Linked DNA regions of Homo sapiens: region 1 is linked to region 2. Evidence: chromatin loops called from intact Hi-C (ENCODE). Cell type or tissue: chondrocyte. All regions are shown on one strand. Links, peaks and the distances in the headings refer to the core of each region. The heading gives the core; the rest is flanking DNA. Region 1 overlaps SYT7 (synaptotagmin 7). Region 2 holds the start of LRRC10B (leucine rich repeat containing 10B).

Region 1 (2,893 bases), core at 312-2,811, 58 kb after region 2:
TGAGGGTTTCACATGCATTATTGAATTTAATGGAGGTGATGGTATCTTCTGCTCAGTGACCCCCTCACCTCACCTCACCTCACCTCACCACAGCCACCCCTACCTCCCACAATTCCTGGCCTAGGGAGGCCTGGTGCATCTGGCTTCAGTATTCAGCCTCAAAAGAGGAGGAAGGGGAGACTGGCCATCTGTAGACCCCAGAGAGCTGCTAAGCCCAGAAGTCATCAAGGCCAAAGCCATTCAGGATGGAAAGGGCCAGGTGCCAGCTCTGAGCTGGGAGCCCAGACTGAAGAGTGGCTAGCCAGGAGTTAGCTCGGAACCTGACACACTCCCCACCCACCTTGATCCCAAAGCTGATGAGCCACCTGAGCAGCTGTGAAAATGATCACGTCTGTCAGAGCAGCAGGAGCCCAAGAAAGGAGGGGCTCAGAATGGGGAGGGGGCTCTTCACCGGGAATGCGGAGCAGAGGCAGGATCAGGGACGTGTGATGATTAAGTGTGGGCCTTGACCACTAGTTACTCCTATGAATAATGCATTGTTGTGCCTTGGCCTAAATCAGCATCTTATTGTTATTAATAATACACGCTGCAAAGAAGCTGGGGTTGGAACTGTATGCTATGTTTCATTTGAGGATCTCAGAGCACTTAAAAGCTCCTCATGCTGATGACTCAACTTTATCTCCCCGAGTCATAGGCTTCCTCACGGGCCACCTGCCCGAATGCCCTTCCACCTGAGGCTTGGAGCCGTGAAGGCCACCAGAGCTAGAAATCTTCCATCCTGGGATTCAAATCCATGGCCAGGGCTTATGGTTGGGGAGGGGAGTGCATTTAATTTTTGCAAGCTCAAAGGCTCCTGGGGATGCAACATAATGTGAAGCTCCCAGAAAGGTTTCAGGACAGAGATAACTAGTGGGAATCCAGGGGCGGGAGAAATGGATAGAGAGACCACTGCGGATCTGAATCCTGTTCTGTCACTTCCAGTTGTGTGACCTCAGGCTACTCACTCAACTCTCTGGTCCTAAGCCTCCTGGCTGGAATGCAGGGTCTAAGATTCCCTCTACGAGATGCCGTTCTATCATATTCAGGGGTATCATTTACACGGCAAATATTAGGATGGAGCCATTGAGCGCCCCGCCCCCCAGAGCTGTCCAAGGTGCTGAAACAGCTGTCGGCCACGCGGCTCCTTGTCCTTGGTGCTGAAACAGAACTCAGTCCTGGGGCTGCGCCCTCTTCCAGGTCGCCCTTTGCGCAGCTCCCAGCGAGCAGGATCCGAGAGACTGTGCATAGTGATTCCGCCTTCCTCTGCCAATGCCTCCCTGATCAACCCTCAGCTGAAGCTATGGCAGCACCCAGTGACCTCAAGAGCCCCCTTTCCTCGAGTTAGGTCCTCGGATGCTGAAGACCCCAGTCCTGACTCAGGACAAAAAGGGCCGCCCCGCGAACGTGGTAAATACCACGCCCCATTCCCTCCCGGGGGCCCGCCGCACTGCCTCCTGGTGGCTGGCGCGGGCACTGCACCCCGGCGGGCGCACAGACGGTCCCCAGCGGCGGCCTGGGCCAGCGGCGAAGCAGCGGCAGACGGTTCTCCGGCCCCCGCCGCCCCCTCACCGCTCCCGGGGCAATCTGGCGCTCAGAGCTTGCGGCGTTGCCCGACACCCGCACACTCCAGCCTGTCTGACTGCATCCTGGCCGCTTTGGGGCTGCCTGGGTCACAGTGCAGCCTCAACCCAGCTGGCCAGACCTGGGGCAGGCAAAACTTCCTGCTCCCTCCTCCAAGGTGGGTGGGGAAGGCTTGTTTAAACAAACACCAACCTTTCCTCTGTGGCAGGGCCAGTCCCGCCAAGATGAACACAAAGGCCTCCCCCAGGGCAGAGGCTCCACACCTCTCCCCCACCCAAACAAGAACTTTGCCCATACCCGCCCCAGGAAAAAGTGAGGGGTTGCAGGAGAATGCCATAACTGCAGCCCACTCCTGTTCCCCCACCCTACAGGTGGGGCTCTTTGAAAGGCAGATCTGCTTGGTGTTTCTAGGGGCTGCTTGATATGAACCTTACTGGGTTGTAGAGATTCTCCCCCTTCCAAAAACAAAAAGCAAAACAAATAATACCACGTGAAAAGCCAGCACCCAAAACCACAGCTTCTCTGGAGTCAAGGGAGTCAAGATAATAGCCTTCAATTACAGTAGACATAGCTGGTATGTATCATTTATTGAGCACTTACTGTATGCCAAGCACTGTGCTAAGAGCTGTGCAAACATGATCTCATTTAGCCTTCCAGCCACCCTGCCTCCCCAGGAGGGAGCATCATGCTCAGCCTCCTACACATGAGGAAAGTGAGGATCAGAAAGGGAGGTGACCGCTCAGGCTGGTGCAGCCAGCGAGTGCTGAGACGGGCATGGGAGAGTGTATCCATCTGCCCTTACTCTTGCCATTCAGCTGGATCTACCTCATCATCCTTCCATGTTCTAGAGGCCACACTATGCCTCAGGTTTCTCCAAGACCACTCCAGCCCCCCACCATCCTCACCTCTTGGCTGAGAGCCACATGAAGGAAGAGAGTAACACCTTGAACTCTGTAGCACTTTACAGCCTGCCAAGTGCTTTCAGAGCCACTGTCTGAATTGACCCTCATGATCTTGAGGGGTGAAGTGGGCAGGGATGGCCCTGTTCTGATTTTGTAGGAGAGCAAAGTATGGCTCCAAGGAATAAATGGCTTGCCCCAAGTCACACAGTGAGCTGTGGAACCAGAACTCAGGCAAAGACGGTGGGACACCCAGTCCAGTGTACTCTTCCCACTTCCCCAAGGCTGGGGTGCTGGGGACAAGCCAGGCAGGGAGTCCTAGGGGCTTTCATCTCCTGAGGGGCTTCCTGAGGCCATGACCTGGGCTGCTTCCC
Region 2 (2,893 bases), core at 308-2,807:
GGAAGAAGAGTCATGGAATGAGAGTGGCCATGATTGGTGGCTCAAAGGCGTTCACGTGTCCCAGTCCTCTGTCCACCGCAGCCACACACAGACTTTGAGCGTCGGTGGAGGGATCCTGGCAGGAGAGAGGGGTGTGAGTGTAGCAATGAGGAAGCTGTAGGGCAATTAGGCGGGGCGGAGCCAAGCCCTGGGGCCCGGTAAAACCAGCAGATGTGAAAAGGGCCGGACAGTAACACTGTTTCGAGTTACTACACTGAAGTGATCCCAGCAGGTAGGCCGGCCGCACGCCGCTGGACGTGAATGGCTCGCAGTGACCGCGCCCCTCAGCCCCTCCTTGTGAGCCTCTAGTCCAGAGTCTTTGATCCACCGCCAGCGTTTCCTTCGCCTTCTTGGACCCGCGGCTCTGGGGCGCACACAACCGCACACCAAACAGCGTCGGGCGTCGGGTCTCAGTGCCAGGCTTGGCCGGGGCGGGGAATCTCTCGGCTTGTGCTTGCTCCGCGGTGGGCTGGATGGGCAGGTAGGGGGCGGGCTCCGGCGCTGGGACCCCACTAGGGTGGCGCCTTGGCCCCGCCCCGCCCCGCCCTCCCTCCGCCTCATTGGCAGCCGCACGCGCGTCGGGGTTGCCAGGGCGACGGGTCGCTAAGCTGCGAGTCAGCGCGAACCCTAGCCAGTCGGCCTCCGGCGGAGGCAACGGGGGAGGCCCGAGGGCGGGCGGTGGAGCGCGGCGCGCGGCGGCGGTGCCCCAAGTGGGTGCCTCCTCCCGGCCCCGCACGGCCCCCCTCCCGGCGCGGGGGAAGGCCGGGGCGGGGGGCCCGGGGGCCGGCGCGGCTCCGGCACCGTCGGGGCGGCTGGGGGGCGGCCGGGGCGGGGCGATGCCTGGCGGTGGCAGTGGCGGCGGCCCCGGCCGGGGCCCGTGACCATGGGCATCGCCGAGTCCACGCCGGATGAGCTGCCGTCGGACGCAGAGGAGCAGCTGCGCAGCGGCGACCAGCAGCTGGAGCTGAGCGGGCGGCGGTTGCGGCGGCTGCCCAGCGCAGTGTGCGCGCTGAGCCGCCTGCAGAAGCTGTATGTGAGCGGCACGGGGCTGCGCGAGCTGCCGGAGGAGATCGAGGAGCTGCGCGAGCTGCGCATCCTGGCGCTGGACTTCAACAAGCTCGAGCGACTGCCTGACGGCCTGTGCCGCCTGCCGCGCCTCACGCGCCTCTATCTGGGCGGCAACCGGCTGCTGGCGCTGCCCGCCGACTTCGCGCAGTTGCAGAGCCTGCGCTGCCTCTGGATCGAGGGCAACTTCTTGCGGCGCTTCCCGCGGCCGCTGCTGCGCCTGGTGGCGCTGCAGTCGCTCCAGATGGGCGACAACCGGCTGCGCGCGCTGCCGGCCGAGCTGCCGCGCATGACGGGCTTGCGCGGCCTCTGGCTCTACGGCAACCGCTTCGAGGAGTTCCCGCCCGCGCTGCTGCGCATGGGCCGCCTGCACATCCTCGACCTCGACCGCAACCGCCTGGGCGGCTTCCCCGACCTGCACCCGCTGCGCGCGCTGCGCGTCTTCTCCTACGACCACAACCCCGTCACCGGGCCCCCGCGCGTCGCGGACACCGTGTTCCTCGTGGGCGAGGGCGCCGTCGAGCGCATGGCGGAGCGCGACGAGCCCACGCCCCGGCCTCCGCCCCGGCGCCCAGCGCGGGCCTTTGAGGATGAGGAGGAGGAAGACCTGCTCATAGGCGGCGCTGGTTCCCGGGCTCTGGGCGCCCCCGGGGGCAGCTTCCGCGCCCTGGAAGCCGCTCCAGGACTGGGCACCTGAGCCTATGTTCTGGCTGATGGGCTTCAGCCACTCTGAGAGGAGGGGCTCTAGGAAGCTTTGGCTGGTTAGGCCTGCGGGACTGGTGGGTCCCTACTTAGGTCAATGGAACGGCTACTTTTGGCGAGTTGCCGGGCACAGGCAGGGCTGGGGCTCATCTTCAGACACTCCTAGGTAGTAAGAGGACTGACTATACCCTGGCTGATCTGTGGGCAATTGTCAGACCAAGAAGTCTGGGCTGGGTCCAGTCCCCGATGGAGCCACTGATAACAGAGGCACCAGCTTCCTCCTGGAACCAGGGTCTCTGAGGGCCACAGAATTGTCACGTCTCCCTGAGTCTGGATGCAGGGCACCCAACACCCTCCCTCTTTCTGGGGTTTGGGTCTCCTAGGCCCACCCTTTCTAGGACAGGAGCCGCTACCTCTGGGATGGACTGCGTGCCTGTGTGGGGCAGGACTGCCCTTGCGAGGAGGGCCTGGCCCAGGAGCAGGGGCTTGGAGTGGGGCTGGTGCCCGGGACAGAAGTGGGAAATAGATGGGGGCCCCAACACCGAAGCTGCCCTCACCCCTCCATCAGGGCTGATCGTACATACCTCCCTCCTCGGCCCCCTGAGATTGGTATGGGGCACAGAAGGCAGGGGGTCACCCCCACCCTATTCTGTTCTCTTCTCCCAGCCTCCCAGCATGTGCCTGGAACCTTGCTGGGAAGAGAGAGCTCCCCCTCCACTCCCCACCCCATAGCCTGAGCCTTCCAGCTGTCAAGTTTGAAAAGAAGCCACCGTGCCTCCAGGGCCTCCTGCACCGCAGAGAGGGGCTCTCTGCTCTGGGAGGCTGCTCAGCGCCTCTCCCACGGCCTGCACTCTCCTTTCCCTTAAATGGGCACAGCCAGGGTGGCTGGCATGGGACTGGCACTCTGTACCTCCACTCCGTCACCAGGGACAGCCCCGAGGGGGTGAGGAGAGGGGCCTTGCTCTGCAATTCCCAGAGCCAGATCTTCCTCATCCAAGCAATAACGGGACGAGGGAGCCAGGGCCAAGGACACTCAGGGACACTGTTGGGGCAGCGGCCCCACATGGTAATGTTTTCTTTAGAGAGA

The links. Peaks named below come from ENCODE experiments on the same cell type or tissue, not always from the same donor. Only the 100,000 strongest peaks of a DNase experiment are listed, where the experiment ranks them.
Region 1: it touches region 2 in a loop (2.8-fold over the local background); 3 of 110 quality-filtered maps call a loop at or near these places.

What each region holds. Positions count from the first base shown.
Region 1 is chr11:61,566,210-61,569,102 of GRCh38, forward strand. The region is part of intron 1 of SYT7 (synaptotagmin 7); the gene reads right to left. Among named protein-coding and RNA genes, the nearest start is that of SYT7, 13 kb to the right of the region's middle. In chondrocyte, for the core only: CTCF peaks have their summits at 1,479 (motif pointing left) and 1,678; no DNase peak of the experiment used is centred there.
Region 2 is chr11:61,508,077-61,510,969 of GRCh38, forward strand. LRRC10B (leucine rich repeat containing 10B) reads left to right here and starts at 673. Exons shown (of 1, transcript NM_001145077.2): 1 at 673-2,893. The coding sequence starts at 923. The coding sequence ends at 1,801. MIR4488 (microRNA 4488) reads left to right here and starts at 520; the gene lies at 520-581. In chondrocyte, for the core only: a CTCF peak has its summit at 1,318; DNase peaks (open chromatin) are centred at 465, 1,095, 1,275, 2,295 and 1 weaker place.